2 separate regions of the Homo sapiens genome follow, and region 2 is linked to region 1. Evidence: read pairs that join two places in POLR2A ChIA-PET (ENCODE). Cell type or tissue: A673. All regions are shown on one strand. Links, peaks and the distances in the headings refer to the core of each region. The heading gives the core; the rest is flanking DNA. Region 1 holds the start of LOC105372115 (a long non-coding RNA gene). Region 2 overlaps MYO5B (myosin VB).

The links. Peaks named below come from ENCODE experiments on the same cell type or tissue, not always from the same donor. Only the 100,000 strongest peaks of a DNase experiment are listed, where the experiment ranks them.
Region 2: POLR2A ChIA-PET joins it to region 1 with 29 read pairs; 3 of 35 experiments call an interaction of 5 or more read pairs at or near these places.

What each region holds. Positions count from the first base shown.
Region 1 is chr18:50,392,390-50,408,390 of GRCh38, reverse strand. It overlaps SKA1 (spindle and kinetochore associated complex subunit 1), which reads right to left. Exons shown (of 7, transcript NM_145060.4): 7 at 14,223-16,001. LOC105372115 (a long non-coding RNA gene) reads right to left here and starts at 7,488. Exons shown (of 2, transcript XR_007066368.1): 1 at 7,176-7,488; 2 at 1-3,216. RefSeq lists enhancers at 7,547-8,064, 9,671-10,370. In A673, for the core only: no CTCF peak of the experiment used is centred there; a DNase peak (open chromatin) is centred at 11,180.
Region 2 is chr18:50,183,892-50,194,091 of GRCh38, reverse strand. The region is part of intron 1 of MYO5B (myosin VB); the gene reads left to right. Among named protein-coding and RNA genes, the nearest start is that of MYO5B, 6.2 kb to the left of the region's middle. In A673, for the core only: no CTCF peak of the experiment used is centred there; no DNase peak of the experiment used is centred there; H3K27me3 peaks cover 6,081 bases.

The sequences.
Region 1 (16,001 bases), core at 6,362-14,361:
CTGGGTGAATTTCTGGGAACTGTGGACATAACTTGCCACAGTACCTTATTGGTTAATTGCACTCTTTGATGTGCTGGGAGTCAGCTTGTACAAGTTAAGTCCTTGAGGAAGGGGGTGGGTAAGGAGCCCTTGATGTCTTGCAAATGAAGGAGCCAAATGGAGTCCGTCCAGCTTTCTCAGCTAAGGGAGGGTCTATTCATATTAAAACAAGGTAAGGTAATACATTCCCCACTTGTGTTTTTGGGGAATCAAATCATTGATTCCTCAGTTATAACAAGGGTGTTATATTGGGTTTTAAGATATATAAGCTTGACAGAAGCTATGCGTTGCTTTATAAAGTTAAGAAACCAATTTAATATACACAGCCTGAAGACTAAGCCTAACAGTAGGAGGAGAAGGGGGCTAGCTAGCCTAGTGATTAAAGTAGTCAGCCATGGATTCTAGTTAAACATACTTTGGTACCAAGGGGTGCTATTTTCCTATTTTTGCTGGCGTTTATCTAGATTTTTTGGATGGTGAACATAGTTTTAACATTAAATCTCGAGATATAAAGCCTTAATCTCTATGACAGGTCACAATACCATTGAGCTGAACCAGGGTTACAGACAGTTATAGTAAGAGGGTTACAATTTTTCATAGTACACAGTCTAGGATGGGAAGTGTGAGTTATGGAGAGGGTTGAGGACCAGGTGATCCTCTAGGGTAAGTGGCTAGGGTCACACAAAACCAGTGAGGGCAGAAAAATTGGTAAGAATCGTGACAACTAGAGTCAGGGTGATTTTTAGGACAGAGGTAAAAGTCAATGCTCTGGAGTCCTTTTTTTTTCACTTTTAGAGTTTTTACATCCAGTCCGGCTTCCTGTGTGTCCGAACCCTGTAGCAAGGTTGATGTTCCCCGCTTCTATGCGGCAGGTTGCATTGTTCTTCAAGGTTATGGGCAGGCTCTGGGAACAAAGCACATAAATCGACTGCAAAAGAGACTTTCTTGGAGGTTCTTGCCTTCCAAGTAGTGTTTGCAAATACACGTCCTGTCGTGAAAGAAGTGAGAAGAATAGGAAGGCACGGAGGGCATAACAGGTGGAAATAAACAAGAGAGATAAATAAAAAGAATTAATCTAAAGGCTTCACTCGACTTAGGCACAGTTTTAAGGGGCCTGGCCTATGCTTGGGGACCTATGTTTCTTGTTGGGCTCTGTTGGCCTTTTTGATGTGAGTGATGAATCTAAGCAGGAATGCTGGCCACTTCCAGAGCTGTCGGCATGGTGAGGATGACAGTATGAGGTCCTTTCTAAGCAGGAGTGAGTCCTTCTTTCTGGAACTTTTTTTTTTTTTTTAAACTTTAACCTGGAACTTTTTAACACCAGGTCACCCGGTGGGAACGAGTGGCAGGGCCCCGTCTGGTCAGGAACTGGACTGGGATGAGCTCCCCAGACAAGTGGCGGATGATATCTCGTACCTGTTGGAGAGACTGTAGGTACTGTAATAAATTAGCTTGTGAGATTTCTGCTAAACGGGTATCCTTTAGCTTAGGCAAGATAGGCGGAGCCCTCCTATATGTGATTTCAAAAGGTGAAAACCCAGCCCGGTAAGGAATGCATCTTACTTTAAGAAGGGTTAAAGGAAGGAGTCTTACCTAATTTTTACCGGTCTCTAAGATCAATTTTGTAAGAGTATTTTTTAGGGTGTGATTCATGTGTTCTACCCATCCAGAGCTCTGGGGTCGATAGGCACAACTGAGCTTCCATTGAATGTTTAATGCCTTACTGACTGACTGAGCTATGGACGAGGTGAAGGCCGATCTATTATCAGACCCCATGGCAGCAGGCAGCCCATGTTGAGGGATGATTTCATTGAGTGAAAACTTAACTACCGTGGTGGCAGTCTCGTTTTTGGTGGCAAATGCCTCAGTCTATCCAGAAAAGGTGTCTACTAGTACCTGAAGGTATTTGTACCCTGCCCAGTGTGGTTTTATTTCTGTAATTTCCCACCTTTCTCCTGGTGAGTCTCCCTGGAGGCGGTCGCCTGAGCTGGGTTTAGGACCTTGCTTAGTGTTTACCTGGGCACAAGCCGTACACCAGAGAGCTGCTTGGTTAACTAAGTCCTGAAGGTTGGGGATCTTGAAACGGCTCCTTAGAAGCTGGGCCAGTTTTACTCCTCCTTCCTGATTTTTACTGGCCTGAAGATCCGAAGCCTGTTTTTCCTCCTCTGGGGAATATTCTGGGTGATCTGACAAGTCAGGTTGCGGAAAGGACACTGCAGGCAGCAGGGTCGGAGGCGCGACTGGCAGTTGAGCTGGCCCCCAGGCTGCAGAGTCTGCTCTTTGGTTACCATGGGCAACGGCCGTGTCTTCTTTTTGATGTCCTTTGCAGTGAATTACAGCCACCTGTTGAGGTAGGCAAACAGCTTCAAGCAGGGCCAAAATTTCTTCTTAGTTTTTGATAGCCTTTCCTGCTGAGGTGAGTAGCCCACGCACTTGGTAGATGGCTCCATGTACACGCACAGTAGCAAAAAGCATACCTGCTGTCAGTGTAAATGTTAATACATTTGTCCTTACCCGTCGGAGGGCCTGAATGAGAGCAACCAATTCAGCTTTTTGTGCTGAGGTACCTGCTGGCAATGCCTGAGTCTGCAGTTTATCCGTCTCCATAGTAACAGCCGCACCAGCCTTTCGTACTCCTTGTTTAAGGAGGCTGCTACTGTCTGTAAACACGGTAGCATCCACCTCCTTTAAAGGCACATCTTGGAGATCAGGTCGGACAGTTTCTGTAGTCTCTCACAGTTCCTGGCAGTCATGGACAGGTGTGGTGAAGTCTGGATCAGGGAGCAAAGTAGCTGGATTTAAACACCTTGTGGGAGAGAAAGTTAAACGAGGCCAATCTAACAGTAAAACTCTGATACTGCAGGATGCGAGCATTTGACATCCATTTGCCAGAAGCACTTTGCAGCAAAGTCTCTATGGCACGAGGAGCCGTAAGAGTTAAATTTTGACTTAGAGTCAGTTTATCAGTCTCCTGAATCAGGCTTGCTGTGGCTGCTATGGCCCACAGACAACTTGTCCACCTGGAGGCCACTGGGTCCAGTCTTTTAGACAAATAGATGCCTGGGCATCACCATGGCCCTCCGCTGTGACGGTCTCCATGGGCTTCCGGGGGCCAAGAGAGAGGGAGCCCCGGCCCTTTTAATCATCAGATTCCTCTGCTGCGGGGAGATTGAGGACCTTTGTGGGGAAAATAGAGAGAGATCAGACTGTTACTCTATGTAGAAAGAAGTAGACATAAGAAACTCCATTTTGTTCTGTACTAAGAGAAATTCTTCTGCCTTGAGATGCTGTTAATCTGTAACCCTAGCCCCAACCCTGTGCTTGCAGAGACATGTGCTATGTTGACTCAAGGTTTAATGGATTTAGGGCTGTGCAGGATGTGCTTTGTTGAAAATGTGTTTGAAGGCAGTATGCTTGGTAAGTCATTGCCATTCTCTAATCTCGAGTACCCAGGGACACAATGCATTGCAGAAGGCCACAGGGACCTCTGCCCAGGAAAGCCATGTATTGTCCAAGCTTTCTCCCCATGTGACAGCCTGAGATATGGCCTCGTGGGAAGGGAAAGACCTGACCGTCCCCCAGCACAACACCCGTAAAGGGTCTGTGCTGAGGAGGATTAGTGAAAGAGGAAGAAGCCCTCTTTGCAATTAAGAGGAAGGCATCCGTCTCCTGCTCGTCCCTGGGAATGGAATGTCTCAGTGTAAAACAAAATCATACGTTCTATTTACTGAGATAGGAAAAAACTGTCTTATGGCTGGAGGTGAAACATGCTGGCGGCAATACTGCTCTTTAATGCACCGAGATGTTTGTGTAAAGTCAAACATAAATCTGGCCTACGTCCTCATCAAGGCACAGCACCTTTCCTCAAACTTATTTATGACACAGAGATCTTTGCTCACATGTTTTCCTGCTGACCCTCTCCCCACCATTACCCTATAGTCCTGCCACATCCCCCTCTCCGAGATGGTAGAGATAGTGATCAATAAATACTGATGGAACTCAGAGACCAGGGCCGGCGCAGGTCCTCTGTATGCTAAGCGCTGGTCCCCTGGGCCCACAGTTCTTTCTCTATACTTTGTCTCTGTGTCTTCTTTTCTCACTCTTTTGACCCACCTGATGAGAAACACCCACAGGTGTGGAGGGGCTGGCCCCCTTCAGACCTTTTTCTTTTCTGGTTTCTCCTCTGGCTTTAATGGGCATTATTTTTCCCTCTGGTTTAAATGGGCATTCTTTTTTCCAGTGTCCTATCTGCTTGCAATAAGTGCATTGGTTTTTCTGTAGGGAAGCCTACTCACTTTTCTGGCCTTTCTGTTGTGGAACCGGGGTCCCCTGGCTAGTGTTCTGTGATGGGGGCCCCTCCTTTCTGGCTTCCCGGATGGCGACCACTAAGATTTTCGGTTGTCTTTTGGATGTTTCATCAGCAGCCTTTTCAGCTGCCTGTTTTTGTTTCTCGAACTCTTGACTGTCAAAAATTCTCTGGGCTACTTCTAAAAGCTGGCTAATGTTCATTCCAGCAAATCCTTCCAGTTTTTGTAATTTTTTTCTAATATCAGAGGCGCCTGAGCCACAAATGCCAAATTAATAACACGGCTCTTCTCGGGAGCCGCTGGGTCAAAAGGGGTGTAAGTCCGATAGGCCTCCTGGAGGCATTCTAAAAATGCTCCAGGTTACTCACCAGGCCCCTGGACAACTTCAGTTGTCCTAGACAGATTCATGGTTTTCGAGCGGCTCCCTTGATACCCGCAAGGAGATAACGGTGAAAATTATCCAAAGCTCTCTTCCCACCTGAGGAGTTCAGATCTCAATCAGGCCGGGTAGAGGGAAAAACCTCCTCAAGGAGGTTTTGGGCTTCCCCCTCCGGTCTACCGGCTAATGTAAGGAAATACTTTCTGGCTTCTCTTCGGATACGATCCCTCTCTTCAGAGGTGAAGAGGGTTAAAAGGAGTTGTTGACAGTCATCCCAGGTGGGCTGATGGGTCCAGAGCACCGACTCCATCAGTGAGGTCAAGACCTGGGGCTTTTCAGAAAAGGAGGGATTATGAGCCTTCCGTTGCACAGGTCAGAAGTAGAAAAGGGGACATAAACCAAGAATGGAGCTGAGCACTCATCACCCGCAGGGACTTGTGCCTCTCTCAGCAGGAGGAGGGGGGCTACCTCCTCCTGCTGTGGCCTCAATCAGGAGGCAATAGGCAGAGAGCCCACAGGGGATGTAGTCGAGGAGACAAGGGAAGATTCTAAGGGAGCAGGAGGGTTATAAGGCGGCAGAACTGGGTGAGGGAGACTTTCCTCTTCTTCAGAAGGAGGCAATACAGGAGGAGCCGAGCCGGCTGAGGGTCGAGGCGAAAGTGAGGTCTGGCTCAAAATGACCTTGGAGGTAGGATTAGGAATGGCGCATGAGTGGAGCCATGGATGAGAGCTCCGGACCAAACTCAGCCATTGATCAATGTAGGGAAACTGATCAGGGTGACCAGGAGTTCCAGCAACAACCCGCCACACAGCCTGAACAATTGCGAGGTTCAGTGACCCGGCTCCAAACTTTGGCCATTCTACTCCACAGAGTGTCCAGAGTTTGCCTTTTTTAAGGCGGACCCCATAATCCTCGGAGAAGCCTAGAGAGAAATTTTGTAACATACATTGGAGAGGGCTCCAATCTTTATGAGACTGGGAAGAAGAGTTTCCCATTCTGGAGGCAGTTTAACAAAGTTTGAGCAGAGATATTAAACCCAGCATGGACAGAGAAATTCATGACCTGGAGGGGCTGGAGTATCGGAAGAATAGAAGCATCATAACCAAAAGAAGTAGGAAAACAGCTATAGCCAGCGCTTCTTGCCACATAAGGTCTGTTTCCTTAAGCTCCAAGATTTAGGGAGAGGACAAGAGATGGGTGCGAGGCTAGTGGGACCTACGTGATCCCCCTCTCCTCTCTGACTTATAGTCTAAATATTTTTGGCGTCTCCACGACTTGAAGGCAAAAAGTTCAAACTTTGCCCTTTCTTTTAAGGATTTTAGGAGGGAGAGCGGAGCCAAGTCTTGGAGGCGCTGGACTTGCTGTGGCACAGGAAAACGGGATGTGCGGGGTAAGGGATGGGGATGAGGAGGAAAGGGGCCACTCAGATCTTTTCAGGCTGGGAGGAGCCCTGCTGAGCAGCACGGGGTTGCCAGGATGACTCCGCGGTACCCCGCCCCGCCTCCAGGCCCTGTCAGGCACTGCAAGCCCAGCTCAGAAGTCTGGCCCGGGGCCAAGGTCACCACAGCAGGCCGGGCCTCTGCGTTCTAAGCCAGGTGCAGATACGCTGGTGCTCGGGGAAGTCGGGGGCTTTGACGCCTGAAGGCGCAGGAGCCGGGAGCCTGCAGGGGTCTCTGGGGAAGGGGGTCCCCTCCCACTCCTCGCCTTCGGGTCTGGGAGCCCCTGCCAAGGAGGAGCGCCTGGCTCCTGGGCCCGGCAACCCGAAGAGACACACCTGAGACCTCCTGTGTTAGAAATCTGCACTCAGGACTTTGAAGTCCTTGCCCAGTTGTCTTGGGCAATATCGACGACCTGACATACGAAAGTTAGACACAAGACAGGACCGTAGACACTAAACAGGACAATAGACACTGGGGTATATAAACAATTATGACAATTTTTATAGACAGACAAGGGGAGGGGGTCCCATGATGGAATCAGTCAGATGCCCGCCTGGCTGTTCCCGAGGGGACTTAGGCTCCTCTTAGCATTGGCAGGCGGTATAAACCCCCGGCTCGGATCGAGCTATGCCCGATGCTGCCTTAAGCCTTATGAGGTCACCACGGAACTGCAGGTGAGGGCCCACTCGAACTCCGTAGCTTTCGCCCTGGAGGTACAAACTGGAAATTCAAGCGCAAGCCCTTGAACTCCACATTCACGCACTCATTCACACAGTTTACAACAGTTTTCTTATTCCCGTTCTATAACAGAGGTCTCCGGGAGACCTGAACGAGAGAAGCAGAAGAGATAAAGAAAGAGGGAGGGAGAGAGAGACTAATCTTAACAGAGAGGCCGGGCTGCCAGAAACCGGGACTCTGTCCTTCAGCATCCTGCAACGCAGGCAGAGTCAAGGGAGGGCCCTTGTCAGGGCCGCTTCCCTCCCAGAGAAACAGAGTCAGATCTGACTTACCTTCCCGGGACCAGAAACTGAGGATCAGGAGTTGAATTTTTGTGGGCACACACTGGTGGTCGATCCATTCCCCTCCGGAAGACGGGGTCTTATGGGGCCCTGGAATGTCTTCAGGTGGCACCTCCCCTATAAGTCCGCCGTCTGTCCGGGGGAGCCTGGAATGAGTCCAGCTCTCACCCAGAGGTGAATATCTCGTTGGGGCCTCCAAATGTTGTAACCAAGCGAGTTATGGAGAAACGCTACACTTTGAGATTAATTCAGGAGTCCTTTATTAGCTGGCGACCGAGAGATGGCTAGCCCTCAAAATTCTCTCGGCCCCGAAGGGGCTAGATTTTCTTTTATACTTTGGTTTAGAGAGGGGAGGGGAAGCCTAGCTGTAGCAATCTTACAGAAGTAAAACAGGCAAAAAAAGTTAAAAAGACAAATGGTTACAGGAAAACAAACAGTTCCAGGTGCAGGGGCTTTAAATCCATCACAAGGTGATAGGTGCGAGGGCTTTGGCTGCTATCTACCAGACACAAACGCGGGGGCTTAGGGTACTATCACTTGGGCGAATTTCTGGGAACTGTGGACATAGCTTGCCACAGTACCTTATTGGCTAATTGCACTCTTTGATGTGCTGGGAGTCAGCTTGCACGAGTCCTTGAGGAAGGGGGTGGGTAAGGAGCCCTTGATGTCTTGCAAATGAAGGAGCCAAATGGAGTCTGTCTGGCTTTCTCAGCTAAGGGAGAGTCTGTTCATATTAAAACAAGGTAAGGTATCACATAGTGAAGTGACTAAGAGGGTACAGCAAGACACTACTACTATACTAATGTGGCAGGCCGGGTCTCACTAACGCAGGCCTCCATAACAACTATTTCAGCACTGACTGAGTGGCTACATTAAATATTAAAAGCTGAAAGAGCCGGTACCCCAAAACAAGGCTAGAATGTAACAAAAGCCCACCAAGAGTTTTGCCCAGGCTTTTCCTGTACCTTAAAGCATGATTAAACAGGTTTTATTGTGAGTCTAAAGAAACTCCCCAGGCCTCCACAAACGAGTTTATTGGGGGTCTGAAGAAACTCCCCAAACCGCCAAGATTTAGCAGGAGACAAGATAAGGGTAATTACCCCAGCACCTGGACCCATTTAGATTAAGCAAATTTACTGAGGCTCCAGAGGAAGGTCTTCAAGACTCAGACCTTAGGTATAGATTAAAAGAAGTTAATCACTTAGGTCTTTAGATGAATGCACACTTACATATAGACATATAGCTTAGAAGGTATATAAGCTCTGGAAAACTTCGTAATTTTGAGTTTGTCTGGTGATAATTTCTAGGCCTTCTCCCTGTAAGTGGTTGCAGAAATAAAAACTCCCTTCCTCCCCAGTCCATCTGCATCTCGTTATTGGGCCACGAGAAATAGGAGCCCGGCCCTCAGTGTGGTCTGGGAACACTAAGACAGAAGGGATTATGGGAGAAAGTGGTATCACTAGAGGCTATTTGCCAGGCCATCCAGATAAAGCTACTATAGTTTCAACCTACAGAGTGGAGAATTACACTGCATGGTTTCCCATTGCCCAGTGGGAAATGGAACCACAAAAAGAGGGCTGGTTGGAGTAGTCAGTGCCACACAGGAGACACAGCCTGCCAAGGATACCAACCCAAAGCAAAGCGAGACAGGATGAAATTTCTGGCTTCTCCCCCTCTCCAACATGCCAATCTTCCACTAGCACTTCCTATTGGCTAAACCCAGTCAGAAGCCATTTGGTAAGGGAGACTGAAAAACTAGTTCCTTGCAAATCACAGCAGAGAAATAGGTGGCTGATGATACCAGTTCCTGATGCTACTCCCTACCCCGCATCCATGGCTCCTGCTCCATAGACAGGATCTGGATGGGGCAGCTGGTGAAAAACTGTTCCTCCTTTTCCCCCAGCTCCTACTCCATACTACAGAGGTTCAGTCCACAGGGGGTGGAAGCAAGTCTCAAAGACTAGCAATACCCTGCCCCTGCGAAGGGGCTTGACTGCAACTGAATCAGACTGTAGAGCAATTTAAGCCCCAGGGCACTGTCAAGAACAACAGACCAATCACCTAGCAATTAATGGAGGCTAACAGCCATGTGAGATACCAACAGAGGCAGACCTGCTAGAAGCTCAATGGGAAGATCAGGAAAGAAGATAGTCAAATCATTGAACTAGCTCAGCCAAATCACTGCAGCTGTTATACATGTGTTCAAAGATCTAAAGGGAACCATGTTTAAAGGAAGCCTAATGACAATGTCTCATCAAATATAGAATATCAATACAAAGATAGAAATTGTAAGAAAGAACCAAATGAAAATTCTGGAATTTAAAAGCACAAAAACAGGAACCAAAGAAAGAATCGGCAAACTTGAAGATAGATCAATAGAGATCATATATTTGAAGAATACAGAGAAAGAACAGAAATAATAGGAGGGAAAATAAAGACAAATGAGCAGAGCTTCAGAGAAAAGTGGGGCACCATTAAGTGCACCAACATATTTGTAATGCAAGTACAGGAGTGGAAAGAAAGTGTAACACCAAAAGGTTCTTGCCTTAGCCACGCCAAAGAATTGGTGTGGTGGCAGCCTGCGGCAAGAGAGAGACACGGATCGGACCGAGAGAAAAAAAAAAGCTGTAGGCTTTATTGAGCAGTGACAGTATAAAGCTTCCACAGCGTGGAAGGGGTCCCAAGCGGGTAGCCAGTGTTAGATTTTTCGATCACCTTTTAAACTCTTCAGGCGGGAAATACGTGCCGCAGGAAGATGTTACCAGAGCGAGAAACAAAGACAACACGTCTCAGATCTTGAGGAAAACTGGAATTGTAACTTAAGTTTTATCTACTTTATGACCTTGCAGCGACATGGCAAAAGAGACAGGATCTCACGGGAGTTTACAAATTGTGTTTAAAAGGAATTGGAATTGGGAGCATAGATACGGTCTGCCTCTGTGGGTCACAGAAAAACAGGCTTTTAACATTCCTTTTAGTTTCAGGGGAGGGGGAAGGGAGAGAGGGAGAGAGGACACAGGGAAGCTTACATCAAAATTTTCGCTGTTTATAGCTTTCTTGGGGAAGAAAACACAGGCACAAATTCTGATATTAGGAATATTTTAAGCATATATCTTCAGTATTATTCATCCAGGACCAAAGTAAGTCCTGATGCAGGAAATGAGTGAGTTTCACAGCTTTCTGAGCCCCAAGTCGACCCAGGAAGCCCAACTGGCACCTCCTCTGAAAAGGAGCACGCGCACACACACACAAATTAAAAGAAATAGCTGAAAACTTCCAAAATTTAATTAAAAACCATAAATTCGTGTATCAAGAAGCTCAGAGAACTCCAAGTAGGACAAATACAAGACCATCAACATCCAAATACATCATAATCAAAATGTAGAAAGACAAAAAAATCTTTTCTCCCTAAGTTGTGGCAGGCCAGGTCTCACTAATGCAGGCCTCCATAATAACTGTTTCAGTACTGAGTGGTTAAGTTGAATATTAAAAGCTAGTGCTCTTATACAAAGGCTGGGATGTAACAAAAGCCCACCAAGAGTTTTGCCTTGGCCTTTCCTGGGCCTTAAAGCATGACAAAATAACGAAGCAATTCTTAATAGGACACATTTAGGATTAAATAAGTTTTACTGTGGGTCTGAAGAAACTCCCCTGGCCTCCACAAACAAGTTTATTGGGGGTGTGAAGGAACTCCCCAAACCTCTAATTTAGCAGGAGACAAGATAAGGGTAATTACCCCAGCACCTGGACCCATTTAGATTAAGTAAATTTACTGAGGCTCCAGAGGAAGGTCCTTAGGACTCAGACCTTCTGGGAACATAGTGACTATTCATGAAGTGATTGCTACCATCTTTTCTTTCAGGAAATCTCTACCTCAACAGCAGGTTTGAGCCCTCTCCTTCCCTCTAAGCAGCGGCCTCCCTTGCACAGCCCCTGAGGCAAGAAACCCCGTCTTATCCCTTCCATATCAGCTTACACCCAGGGGACCCTTGCCCAACAGGCAGTCTTCCTGGAGGAGGTTGGCAGTATGTTTAAACCAGTCCACAGGATCCATAGCAAGGCGCTTTAAGCAGAGAAGTCCATGTGCTGTTCAGACATCTGGCAGGAACTTGCCCTGCCAAAGGGATGCAGACTGTCCTTTTTTTTTTTTTTTTTTCTTTTGAGGCAGAGTTTCGTTCTTGTCTCCCAGGCTGGAGTGCAATGGTGCAATCTCTGCTCATTGCAACCTCTGCCTCCCAGGTTCAAGTGATTCTCCTGCCTCAGCCTCCCGAGTAGCTGGGATTACAGGCATGCGCCACCACGCCCGGCTAATTTTTTGTATTTTTTTTTAGTAGAGACGGGGTTTCTCCATGTTGGTCAGGCTGGTCTCGAACTCCCAACCTCAGGTGATCCGCCCACCTTGGCCTCCCAAAGTGCTGGGATTACAGGCGTGAGCCACCCCGCCCGGCCCAGACTGTCCTTGTACTAGCTCCCCTCTCTCCTCTCCTCTGTATCACACTGTAGTGTCACTGTCACTGGGCACTGTATCAAGCTTGATGGCTGAAGAGGCATCGTGTTAATGGTGGAGGGTGTCCAGGTTCTTGGCATCTTGAACAAAGAATTGGACAAAATGCACAAAGCAAGGAAGGAATAGTTTTATTGAAAATGAAAGTACACTCCACAGTGTGGGAGCAGGTCTGAGCATAGGGACTCAAAGGCCCCGTAACAGAATTCTGGGGAGTTTACATACCCTCTACTTGGGGTATGCCCTATGTAAATGAAGAGGATGAAGTGATAAAATCATTTACTTGGCCTACGCCCTATGGAGAGGATATTTCCTGTCATAGCTGAAGTGTGAATCAGCCTTATGTTCCTTGCCTCCAGACCCTATTTTCCTGCCTCAATTGGGCTGGTTTTTAGGATATCCATCTCCCTTTAATTGCACTCTCAAGTTTCACCAGTACTTCTCTCACCTCCTACCCCCAAGTGGAGTCAGCAAGGGCAACCAGGTGACTGCCGTGATTATCTTGTTACAGAAGATAAGAAGACTGTGGTTCTAAGAGATTAACTAACTGAAGCTTGTACTGCGTGTCAGTAGCATAACCAGGATTTGAACTCTGGTTAGCCTTCTCACCCCAAAGTCCATTACACTGCCTCAATAAATGTCTTTTACATACATATATTTACTAATAAGATTGTGTAATGACATTTCATTAATAAAAACGAGTGGGGTTTCAAAACAGATTGCTTTATGTCAGGTTGCTTTACGTCATAAAGCAAAACAGATTGCTTTATGTTTCCAAAACATATTTCATGGAGCATTAGTATGCCCAGAGATATGAATACGTATTCCTCAGAAATAACGAAAGAGGTAATGGAAGTAACTCTCCACAAGTAGAATGTGTGCTCCACTACACAGCCTGTCTCTGTTGGAGATTTAGAAAATAAATGGGTAAGATGAAGGACTTCAGAAGTCATGAAATAATAAAATCTGCTTATCTTTACTTAACTAAGCACATCTCACACTCTTATAACCACAGAATCCTTATTAAAACCATCTATGGGCTGGGTGCAGTGGCTCACGCCTATAATCCCGACACTTTGGGAGGCCGAGGGTGATTGCTTTAGCCCGGGAGTTCAAGACTAGCCTGGGCAACATAGCAAGACTCTGTCTCTACAAAAAATACAAAATAAAAAAAAAAGCCAGGCATGGTGGCATGCACCTGTTTGGGAGGCTGATGTGAGAGGATGGCTTCAACCTGGGAGGTGGAGGCAGTGAACCAATATCACACCACTGTACTCCAGCCTGGACATCAGAGTGAGATTCTGGCAAGAAGAAGAAGATAAAGACAAAGAAGAAGACAAAGACGAAGAAGAAGAAGGAGGAGGAGGAGGAGAAGGGGAAGAAGGAGGAAGAGGAGAGGGAGAAGGAAAAGGAAGAGAAGGAGGAGGAGAAGAAAGAGAAGGAGGAAAAGGAGGAGAAGAAGAGAAAAAGAAAAATTGTATTAGTCTGTTCTCACACTGCTAATAAAGACATACCCAAGAATAGGTAATTTATAAAGGAAAGAGGTTTAATGGACTCACAGTTCCTCATGGCTGGGGAGACCTCACAATCATGGCGGAAGGCAAATGAGGAGCCAAGTCATGTCTTACATGGCAGCAGGCAAGAGAGCTTGTGCAGGGGAAGTCCCATTTATAAAACTATCAGATCGCGTGAGACTCATTAATTACACCATGAGAACAGCATGGGGAAAACCACCCCCGTGATTCAATTATCTCCACCTGGCCCTGCCCTTGACACATAGGGATTATTACAATTCAAGGTGAGATTTGGGTAGGGGCACAGCCAAACCATATCAAAAATCAAACAATACTTAAAATAAAGAATAATGCCATTATTTTCACTTAAGTTGAGGCATGAAAAATTAAACATGCCTGTATTTAAATTAAGGAAAACAAAAGGATAACAGTAAATATGCAGCGTCTGTGTGTTCATCACAGTGATGGTGTTAACCAGGCCACAGGCTTGGTGAGACACATTTTTTCTCTGCTACAGGGACAAGCCTGCCAAGCAGATGGCACAGACATAGACAGACCAGTCTCCCCAGGTGCCTGAGAGAAACATGGCTAAGTTCTTACAATCCCATTACCCATTTTTCTTGACTATTATCAACCTACCCACACATTATTTTATCATGTTTTTCACCAACAAGGGAAAAGCCTGTTTTCTTCTATACTACATTCACATAATATTTCTGACACCAAATGTGTGGAGTTTTTTTCCCCATCCCAACCAATTTTCCAATTCTCTAGACACCAACAGAGTATCCTATATTTAATTGAATTCTGACACTAAATACCTAGAGTTGATGCAGACCCCACAGATTTAAGGGCTCAGTCCCATAAAACCATCCCCAACTTCAAACACCAGTCACAACTAGCAGGTCCCCAGGTTGCCCATACTTCTGTCCAACATGGCTACACATGGGGGTTCCCACAACCCCCTCCTCAGGTTTGATAATTTGATACGGCAATACAGAACTCAGGGAAATGCTTTACTTGTGTTTAACAGTTTATTTTAAGGCTACTACAAAGGATACAGATGAACAACAGCCACATGAAGGGGTACCTGGGGCAAGGTCCAGAAGCATCCTGAGCACAGGACTTGCTGACTTCATAAAGCTGGAGTGCGTCACCTTCCTGGCACATCAAAATGTTTGCCAACCCTGAAGCTCCCTGAACTCCATAGTTAACGGATTATGTCTTGTTGACATAGGCCTGATGGATTATTGACACAAATCTCCAGCCCCTCTCCCCTCTCTGGAGGTGGGAGACTGAAAGTTTGAAACTTCCAATCATGATGTGGTCTTTGTGAGCAGCCCCCATCCTGAGTTATCCAGGTGCCCATCAAGAGTGACCTCATTAGAACAAAAAATTCTCCTATCACTGGGAAATTTAAAGGAATTTAGGAGCTTTGTGTCAGGAACTGGGGTCAAAGACCAAATACTAGAACAAAAGATGTACTCCATCACTTTGGAAATTACAAGGGTTTTAGGAGCTCTGAACAAGGAACTAGATAGGAAGATCAAATATATATTTCTTATTATATCACATTATCACATCAACTCAATGTACATTTATTACACTTTCATTACAGGTTGAAGTTTACAGACTGGTGTACACTAAATGCATTTCAGGTAAGCTGCTCCCTAAGGACCTATACGAAAGCCCAATAATCAGATGATAAACTGTCTCCAAATCCAGCTTCCAGGAAGTTTACCTATAGACTGAAATGCCATCGATGGAATTTAGACACTAGTGATCTTTAAGTCCAAAGGGCCTGGGTATCCTAACCTCATCAGCTTGATCTTTTTCTTCCAATATCACATCTGTACCCAGTCTTTTTTTCTTTTTTTCTGAGATGGAGTCTCGCTCTGTTGCCCAGACTGGAGTGCAGTGGCACGATCTCGGCTCACTGCAACCTCCACCTCCTAGGTTCAAGCAATTCTCCTGAGTAGCTGGGACTACAGGCGCATGCCGATCTGTACCCAATCTTATTAGGGTCTGCAGCATTGTTCACTCAACACAAAAACTGGACATGAGCATTTTTTAGTTCCATTATGTGCCTAGTACAGAGGCGTATTCAGCAGGTAGTTAAATATTTGGTGAGAGGAGGTGAATCTTGAAAATATATAAGTTGGCCGGGCGCGGTGGCTCACGCCTGTAATCCCAGCACTTTGGGAGGCCGAGGTGGGCGGATCATGAGGTCAGGAGATCGAGACCATCCTGGCTAACACGGTGAAACCCCATCTCTACTAAAAATACAAAAAATTAGCTGGGCGTGGTGGCAGGTGCCTGTAGTCCCAGCTACTCAGGAGGCTGAGGCAGGAGGATGGCGTGAACCTGGGAGGCAGAGTTTGCAGTGAGCCGAGATAGCGCCGCTGCAGTCCGGCCTGGGTGAAAGAGCGAGACTGTCTCAAAAAAAAAAAAAAAGAAAAAGAAAAAAACAAGAAATAAGCTTTATCCAAAAAAGTTTTATTTTTATAAGAAACAAGAATAGGTCAGGTGTGGTGGCTCAAGCCTGTAATCCCAGCACTTTGGGAGGCTGAGGAGGGTGGATTGTTTGAGCTCAGGAGCTCAAGACCAGCCTAGGCAACATGGTGAAACCCCATCTCTCCAAAAAATACAAAAATTAGCCAGGCATGGTGGCGCACGCTTGTAGTCCCAGCCATTCAGGGGGCTGAGGTGGGAGGATCACTTGAGCCTGGGAGGTTGAGGCTGCAGTGAGCCATGTTTGCGCCACTGCACTCTAGCCTGCGTGACAAAGCAAGCCCCTGG
Region 2 (10,200 bases), core at 1,182-9,181, 210 kb after region 1:
TGACGCGGCCTCTTTGGTACAAAGAGGGCTTCAGTGACTGCGGGGAGGGGGTTGGAGTAAAGTCGAACCGGGAGCAGGGTGTGAGTTTCAGGATGCCTTCAAGGTCAGAAGGGATGTGTGAGGCTGGGTGCTCCGAATCGGGAACAGGTGCAGCCCGGGCGGAGACGCCCGCGTTCCGCAGCAGTTGCTGTGGTTAAAGTTAGGGACAAGCCACCGCTTCCAGGGGAGCTCGCGGCAGCGCTGCAGCCGCCCGGGACCCCTCGAGTTTCAACCTGGAGTCAGTAGTGAGAGGGGCAAAGGCCTTTTCTTCACATGTGCCCTATGCACCTTTAAGAAAACAAGTTTTGGATAGTCCAATGCCTGGTTTTCCTGTTCGTCTTCTTGGGTGGCCAAAACACGTTTAACAGTGCCTATGCACACGCCTCCATGCAGAGTTGTGTGTGCGTGTGGTGTCCACGCGCGTTGCGTGGGTATGCGATTCCCGGGACACCCGCCCGGGCCAACAGGTCTGGGCTGGGTAGGAACAGTCACTTCCGCGTCCTTACCTGGCGATCACACGCGGCTGTCTAGCCCATGTGGGAGCCCTTCGGCTCCGTGGGCTGGCCACCCTTCTAAGTTTGAGGAATTATTCAACTCTCCCATTCCTCCTGGAGGGGAGCAGGGCCGGGATGAGTTCATGCTCAGGAAGGTGGCCGCGGAGGCTGTCACCTGGCTGGGGGTGGGGCCGCAGCAGCCTCAAATACAGCTTCCGAGCCCACCAGGGGCCACCTGTGCAGCGATCAGGGATGGGCGACGGCCTCTGGGGGAGGAGGGGAGGAGGTGGGAGCCAGGGCGTGAACTCTGTGACAGTCCTGGCCCTGGAACGGCACCCCACCCCTCTTAGCTGTGGAGGTATTGGGAGGATCCCTAAAAGCTCAGCTTTCAGTTCTTTCACTGAAGCCGGTTAGGTTTTCAGGAGCTGGGACTGGAGGCTGGAAGCCAGTGAGGCAGGGGAAAAATCTGAACTGGAGTGCTCAAAGAGCCGAAGCTTTGTTACATTAAAGTGCATGGAGATACAACTTGTGCTCCTAAGTAAAAGGAGTGACTCAACTGAATATACCTACAATGTGTCAAAGTCCTTTGTCAGGCAATATTGAATTGCTGTATTATATGAGGGGGAAAGTTTGTGGGGGAAAAATGGAGTTAAAAGATTAAAAATATAAACTTTATTTCTCAACACAGTTTCCATCAAGTTCAAGACACTTTTTTAAGTTATACCAGCCACTTAGTTCGTCCCTAAAGAACTGAGGGTCCTGGGAATTTAACCATGTCAATGCAGTCTCTTTTACATTATTAACTGGAAAAGATGCAGGTCATTTAGTTCAAGATTAGGACACAAAGTCAGAAGGAGCCAAATCAGGACTGTGAGGTGGACGCCTAATAGTTTTCCACAGAAACTCTTGCAAAATTGCTCTTCTTTGAGAGGAATGAGAAGGAGCATTGTTGTGGCAGAAAAGGACTTTCTGGTGAAGTTTCCTGGGTGTTTTTCTGCTAAAGCTTTGGCTTCCTAAAGACACTCATAATAAGCAGATGTCTTCATCATTTGGCCTTCTAGAAAGACAACAAGCAAAATGGCTTGAGCATTCCCCCAAAATGTTGCTGTGATCTCTGCTCTGAACCAGTCCATCTTTGCTGTGACTGGACCTCTTCCACCTCTTGGCAGTCTTTGCTTTGATTGGGCTTTGTCTTCAGGATTGTACTGGGAGAGCCACATTTCATCCCGTTACAATTCAAAGAAATGCTTCAGGGTCTTGATCTCACTTGTTTAGAATTTCCATCGAAAGCTCTGCTGTTGTCTGCAGTTGATCTGGGTGCAGCAGTTTTGGTATCCATCAAGTGCGAACTTTGCTCAACTTTGTTTTCGGTCAGAATCATGTAAGCTGAACCAATTGAGATGTCTGTGGTGTTGGCTATTGTTTCTACCATTGTCAGCCCTCTTCAATTAGGGCACAAACAAGCTACATTTTTTTTTTTTTTCTCTCAAATGGGTGTGGATGGTCTGCTGGTACAGGCTTCATCTTTGACATCGCTTCGTCCCTTCTTCAAATGAATTATCCACTTAAAAACTGATTGTCCCCATAAACTTTTCATAAAGTCATGATTTCACAATTCTTCTCTCCACACTTCGTCATAAATTTGATGTTTGGTCTTGCTTCAATTTTAGTAGAATTCATGTTGCCCTGATAGGGGCTTCTTTTCAAACTGATGACTTAACTTTCTTAGTGCCTCAAACTAGACCCTGTTCTAGATCCCATTCATACTTGTTATAACAAGTATAAAACTATGGGTTTGTTTTGGTGCAGAAAACTCTGAAATCCATGTGAATTTTTTTCCATGATATGCATTTTCCATGACCTTGAAATAGTGCTCATATGAGGCTAATGGACAATTGAATAAACCCTTAATCTTCGGAGCCCTAGTTTTGAAGAACAAGAATTAATATCGGATTGCTTTTAAAGACAATACTTGTAGGAGAAAACACTCAATTTGATTTTTAGTTAGAAATGAATACATTGCATGTTAATTCTTAGGAATGATGAAGTAGTGGGAGTCTGAACTTGGGTTTCAGTGTACTTTTTCTCAGGTTATGGAGATGTACAAAACTGGTGTCACCAGAGAAAGGTCTTGGATATAAGACACTTAAAAAGTAGCTTCATTGGTGTGAGGGGTTGGCATAATTAATCCCAAACAAATATTAGAGTTCTTCCCTAAGGGCTGCTGGGCTGCACCTTGCTCTGTTAATGGGTTTCCAGTTCTTAATCATTTAGGGTCTTGATTATGAAATTAAGGAGATTTTCTGGGACCCAAGACAGTATCTTCTAGATTTATGTTTTGAGCAGTTGTTATTCTTCCTGGCAATTAACACACTTGTGCTTTACTATGAGAAGCAGTTGTGTAGTTGCCTAACCATGGTCTCCCCACTTGCCAAGCTGGCTTCTCAGTATGCATGTGAATCATAAGTTACACAGGGAAGTCGTGCCTGCTACTCAGATTCACTTTGTTTCTTAGAGATTATTCATTTTAGTGTATTATCAAAATAGCCAATGTTCCCTTTTATTTTTAACTTGCTAGTGGGCTTTCCTAATGTGATGAACACTGGAGCCAGACACACACATCAATGTATTATGTATGATGGAAATAATTACCCATTATGCTAACAGCATTTATACATTTTTGGGAATGGAAAATTTAAAGCCCTTTGATTATACCTGTTGCTTTTGTGATAGTTAGAAGATGTTATTATTGGAATATGAAACATTTAAATATATATTAGCTTGTATTAAATACTGTTCAGTAAGAAATTAGTGTATTTCTAGTTATCTAAGAAAATAGTTTCTTTTTCCCTCCATCCAATTAAATGTGTTCTTGCTCTTCTTGATCTGTTCCCTTCAAGTGGCAGTTTATATGTTATGTGATTTTTTTTTGGTAGGTCGGGGGCCAAAGGGCACTTCTCTTTGAACAGAGACACTCCTGTTCTCAGAAGACCCAACACCTCACCTTTGAGAAATTGTTTTCTTTGTAGTGAGGTTTTTCTGGATGGAGAAAGAGCACCAGTCAGTGCCAGACACTTTCAGGGTGATGTCAAAGTGAGTCAGTCTCATTCACTCTCACATCAGCTCCAAAGGTGGAGCTGATGATGGTCTCTGTTGTCACAGTGGCATGCATGTGGTCAGTGTGAGTGCTTGGCTTCCAACCCATTGGAAAAGACAATGTGGGCTTTGCTTTGCATAGATCCAGAAAGAAGCCCACACATGTGCAAGCATGGTGAATACCATTTCATCATGATGATTGCAGATAGTAGTCTGATTTTAAAGCATAAAATGTAACCTCTCCTTCTCAGGCTGAATAATACAACTCTTATCTATAGAAGAGTTACTTGGAACAAAAAATTTAAATACTGCTATTTCAAATACCTGGATTTTCAATATGCTACTTTGATTCTAGCCAGCAGAGTGAATGAGAAATCATCAAATTGAAACTGGTGCCTTGAAACCAGTGCCTTCAAATAACCTTTTTTCCTGCTTGGCTTCTAATTGATAGGTAGTGTCTGAGCAGTGGGTTTTTGAGTGCTGCTGGGAGGTTACTTTACTGGCAGACACACCATATGTATGGCAGCTTTGCACCCAGGAGCCTTTACTAAGGGCGCGATTTGGGACCAATCATTTGAAAAATAGATCTTCTGTGCTTTTGGGCAGGTGTCCTTTAACAGTCCCTTACCTATACCTCAGGTAATGTAAGTTTCTCCCAAGTGTCAGTCTGAAGGCAGCAAGAGCCACCTGTTTCCTCTGTACCCAGTCACCCCTGCTGGAGGGGCTGATGATTCCTTCTTTTGCTGGTGGCTCTGAGTGATGTTCTTTTTTCCAAAAAGTGGTGACAGTGTTAAAGACATGAGGACTTGAAAAGTGTCAGCAGATGCTGTTAGTGCTCCTATTGTTTCCCCCTTACTCCCTTCCCTGCATACTGCCTTGGTGTTAGCTCACTCCCAATAGCCAGCACCCATCTCTTTGTCAAAGCTCCTGAAGCTGTTTTGCCTGTGTGCATAGGGAGCCTGGGAATTGACACTCTGCAAAAGGGAACAGTCCTTAACCAATGGCACTGTAATGACATTAGTTTCCTATCTTGTCACCTTGAGAATGGAACAGCTCTAAAGTATGACCCATACTGTTTTCAGTTTCTTTGTACAGTTGAACTAAAGTTACCATGCTTGGGACTTTCCTTAGTATCACATGTTAGCTTGACTTCCTTCCCTCTCTTGTCCACCTTCTCTACTCCCCTACCAGTCTTTTCCGGAAAACACTGCCTTACAAGTCTCTTGAGCAGGAATCCTTGTCTCAGGATCAGATTCTAGGAGCCCAAGTTAACCATAACTCATGGTGGCTTAGCTTAGTGGATGTTGAGAATCTCAAGGGCTTTGGCCCCTCTATGGTCCCAGGAAAGGCTGAAAAGAAGCATGGAGGTTGTGTGTCATGCTGTCACTTTCCTTCTGAGGCTCATTCTCTGTCTTGCATGTGGTTTTTTTCTTCTCTCATCCCTAGTTCCAATTCCGTTGATCCTCTGCTCCCCGTTTTCAGATGGGCCTATAAGCCCAGTGGATCCTGCTTCACCATGTTGGCGATCATCAGAATTTTGAAGTTTGTACTTGTGACTTGTGGATGTGGCATATTCCAATGGCCTGTAACCTGTAATCATTGAGCAGGCTCTTGCCCTGCCCTCCTTTGTTGATAGGTGTGTGTGTTTTTTTTTTTTTTTTTTTTTTTTTTTTTTTTATGACAGAGTCTCACTGTGTCACCAGTCTAGAGTGCAGTGGAACGATCTCAGCTCACTGCAACCTCTGCCTCCTGGGTTCGAGTGATTCTGCGGCCTCAGCCTCCTGAGTATCTGGGACTACAGGTGTGTGCCACCACTCCCGGCTACTTTTTGTATTTTTAGTAGAGACGGGGTTTTACCATGTTGGCCAGGATGGTCTCAATCTCTTGACCTCATGATCTACCCACCTCAGCCTTGTTGATAGTTTTTATGTGATGCTTTATCTAAGTAGGCTGAGATTCTGGAGAACAGAGGCCATACCAGATGTTTTTAGGAGCCTTCAGTGTGTTTGGTGATAAAAGCTAAATACACAAAGTACACTAACAATACAGGATTATCTGTGTGTCATTAGAGGAGTGCACATACTCCTCTACAAGTTACAGGCATTTTGTAGAAGTGTTGGTCTGGTGGGCTACAGTATTGCGGGAAAGGCTTCCTTTAAGGTGTAGTGGGACATGACTGGGGCCTAAAGAATGAATAGGATTTGAAATGCATGAGGAGGCTGTAAAGAAGGATGTTCTCTCAGGAGGAGACAGGGGAGAGTGAGTTTAAGCATAGGGACAGGTATGAGCTAGATGTATATGGGGATAATTATAGCACTATTTTTAACTATTTTGAAATATACACTTACAGAAACATTGCAAAAATAGTGCAGTTTCTATATTTTTCCAGATTGCTCCAGTGTTAACATGTCATATAACCATAGTGCAATTATTGAAACCAGGAGGTTAACATTTCTGTAATACTACTAACTGGTCTATAAAGCTCACCGGAATTTTACCACCTTTTTCACTAATGTTCTTTTTCTGGGCCAGGATCCTGTTTAGGGTTCCACATTGCCTTTAGGGTTGTAGCTCCCTGCCCCCCTCTAGTGACAGTTGCTCAGTTTTTTGTCTTTCATGACCTTGACACTTGAAGAACATTGGTCAAGCCAGGCACAGTCACTCACACCTGTAATCCTAGCACTTTGGGAGGCCAAGATGGGAGGATCCCTTAAACCCAGGAGTTCGAGACTAGCCTGGACAACATAGCGAGACCTCATCTCTACAAAAAATAGAAAAAATTAGCTGGGTGTGATGGCATGCACCTGTGGTCCTAGCTACTCTGGAGGCCGAGGTGGGAGGATTGCTTGAGCCTGGGAGTTGAGGTAGCAGTGAGCTGTGATTGTGCCACTGCACTCCAGGCTGGGTGACAGAGTGAGACCCTGTCTGCCCACCGCCCACCCCCCCAAAAAAAGCATTTCTCAATAATTTTGTAGAATGATTTTGGGTTTGTCAGACTGTCTTATGCTTACATGGAGGTTGTGACTTTTGGGCAAGAACACATCATAAATGCTGTGCCTTTCTCACTGCATCACCTCAGGAGACAGTGATATCAATGTGTCCTGTTACTGACGGATCACTTTGATCCCTTGGTTAAGCTGATGCCTGTCAGTTTCCTTTTATTGAAGAATGGAATTTAGAAATGAAGATCTGGTTGCTAGGTGTACTCATTACTACTTTTTGTAGTTATGTAGAAATTACAGAGACTAGAACTCAATAAATGTTTTATTAAGGGCAAGGGAAGTAGAAGAGTCAACTATGAACTTGAAATATCCACCTTGAGTGTGGACAGAAGTCAGGTTGGAGCAGGGATAATTCTTGATTTTTGACATGTTGGGTTTGGGATGAAAATGGTTTGTCTAAGTGAAAGCATTTATTTACATTTGGAGATTTACGAAAGAGCTTAGAGGAGAAATGTCAGGATCTGGGGTTCTTGCAAATGATGCCTGGGATTTGCTTTTCTTTAATGAAGAAATGCAGTTGTCTGATAGCATGGTGTTAATAAGGGTAAGATCAGGAGCTTGGTATGGGCATTTCCAAGGCCTTTGTGACTATGATCTTGAGGTGGACACCCTGGATATTGTGGCGCTCTCAGCTCCGACACATTGGAACAGATACTTTCTAAGCCTTGATTTCTTTATCTGAAGAATTGGGGTGGTACCTGCACCATGGGAAGGTTACTGGAGGCTTATAATCCTAATCCATGTGAAGTGCTTGTCTAACATAGTGTTGGCAACTGTTCATTAGTTTGCTTCTCCCTCCAGTCACCATGCTGGGTGGCAGTCAGCATTATGTGGCTAGCATGTTTTTTCCCCTAACCCTTCCCTGCTGTCCTGAAGGGGTCTTGATCACAAGGAGACTTGGTGAAAGAGGAAGTAGGATTGCTACAAACATGAACTATGAGAGCGGTAGACAAGATATGGTACTCCCCACCACCCCTGGGGAAGGAGCAAGAGCAGTCTGAAAGAAGTTTTAAGTTTAACCTGTGCTTTCTGGTCTCTTATTATAGCTTTAAAGGAAAATTAAAAAGCATTTTTCACAATGCTTCTGTTTTCCCTCTGTGAATACAAATGATTATTGAAACAATCCATACAATGCAGGAAAGACAAAAGCTCTGTAGTCTCATTCCCAGAAACAGCTGCTCTTGACCACTTAGGCATGTTCTCTGGACCTCCGTTGTCCAACAGGGTAACTGCATGTGGCTGCTGAGCACTTGCGATGAGGCTGGCCCAGCTTGGGATGAGCTGGAAGCGTGCAGTACTGTACACACTGGGTTTCCAAGACTTAGAAAAATGTATGCGAAATATCCTTCATACTTCTTATATTGGTTATGTGTTGAAGTGATTGTTATTTATATATTGGCTAAAATATTCTGTTCAATTCACCTTTTAAATGTGGTTATTAGAAAATTTAAAGTACCACAGGTGGCTCACAGTTGTAGTTTGCATTCTGTTTCTCTTGGGCAGTGCTGCTTTAGACTTATGCACAATATGTACTCAAAACAAATGGGATCATGCCATGTCTATTACTCTAAATCTTAATCTATGGCTATCTTTTCCTGTAGCCTACAAAGGCAATTTTGCCATTTTTAATGGCTGCACAAGGCAGCATATGGATGTACTGTAATTTTTTCTTAAAAATATACATTTTTTAAATTGCCAAGATCTGATGCCATATACTGTAATGTGTTTAACCATTCCCATGCTGATGAGCATTTAGGTTGGTTCCAATTATTTTCCTTTTGTTTTTTGTTGACAGTAATAATTGCACAAATTTATGGGGTTCAAGTGATTTTTTTAATACACGTATACAATGTATAATGATTAAATCGGGCAATTAGGTTATCCACCACCTCAAACATTTATCATTTCTTTGCATTAGAAACATTCAAGATCCTATCTTCTAGCTTTTTTGAACATACTAATAAATTGTTAATCTTTTGATACTGTGAAAGATTGTTCTTGTAACCTCATTTATTTTCTCAGAATAAATTCCTAAAGCTGGAATTGCTGGCATGCACATTTATAGTCTTCATTGATATGGCCAATAGCCACCACAAGAGAACCAGTCTGTTTCTTCGCCACTCTAAGTTCGGGTCATTGTTCTTTCTCTCTCTCTCTCTTTTTTTTTTTTTAAATTCTTATTCATACTAAATGTTTTACACATGTTTTAAAGTTGACTTTCATTGGAGGGTTGAGCCTCTGTTCACATGCTTGGTAGGCTCTACATTATTGATCACTGGGAACAATGTGTTGTTTTCCTTATATTTCTTGTTTGTATTAACTGGCATTATTTATAACTGTTTTTGCTCATTTAAATGACTACTCTATATTTTTTATTTTTTTGAGACAGGGTCTCATTCTGTCACCCAGGCTGGAGTGTGTGTGGTGGTGCAATCATGGCTCACTACAGCCTCAATCTCCTAGGCTCAAGCAATCCTCCCACCTCAGCCTCCCAAGTAGCTGGGAACAGGCATGCGACACCATGCCCAGCTAACTTAAAAATAATATATATATATATATTTTTTTCTGTGTGTGTGTGTGTGTGTGTAGAGATAGGGTCTCACCATGTTGCTCATGCTGGTCTTGAACTCCTGGCCTCAAGTGATCCTCCCACCTCAGCCTCCCAAAGTGCTGGGATTATAGGCATGAGTCACAGCACCCAGTCCACTCTATATTTTGAGATAGGAAAACATGGAAACCAGAATATTCAGGATACAATATATACATTTAAAGAATAAAGCACCTTGGCATGTATTTTCCCCTTCATTTGTTCTGAGCTTATGTATTTTGAACCCTCTAGTTGGACAACTACTGGTTATGGAGTGCTTTTGTGCCAAATCACTTCTCAGCACTACATGTTAGCTCATTTAACAATAACACAGGCTTATGTGACTTTCCCAAAGCTGCCTGGCTTCAGGGCCCAGCTTCTGACCACTGTGTTCTACTGCCTTCCATGAGGTTATCTGTCCCATTTATGGTGAGTCAGAACATCATTTGGATATAAGGGGCCCTAATATAGAGGGTCCTTTCTGCCTAGCACTGCCCTGCAACTCTCCCTGCCCCAGCAACAGAAAACCCACCAAGATCAGAGAAGGATCGAGTCCATGTGCAGAAAGAACGGCAGGTGGTCTGATCCTGCTTGTGTTCTTTTGCCACTGCCACCACTACCACACCCAGCCCCACGTGCATCCTGGTGCTTCTTAAAATTCTGTCCCAAATGTAGGCAGAACCCCTGCTTTTGGTTTTCCTTAGGCCATGTAGTCCCAAACGAGATCCACATCTTCAAAAAGGCAAAGTGTAACAAAGTACACTGTCTTAGTCCATTTTGTGTTGCTGCAACAGAATACCCGAGACTAGGTAATTTATTTTAAAAAGGTTTATTTAGCTCACAGTTCTGTAGGCTGGGAAGTTCAAGGGCATTGCCCTGGCTTCTGGCAAGGCTGTCCTGATGTCATAACATGGTGGAGAATGTCAAAGCAGAAGCAGACATGTGCAAAAAGACAAAATCTGAGGGACATCCTGTCATAACA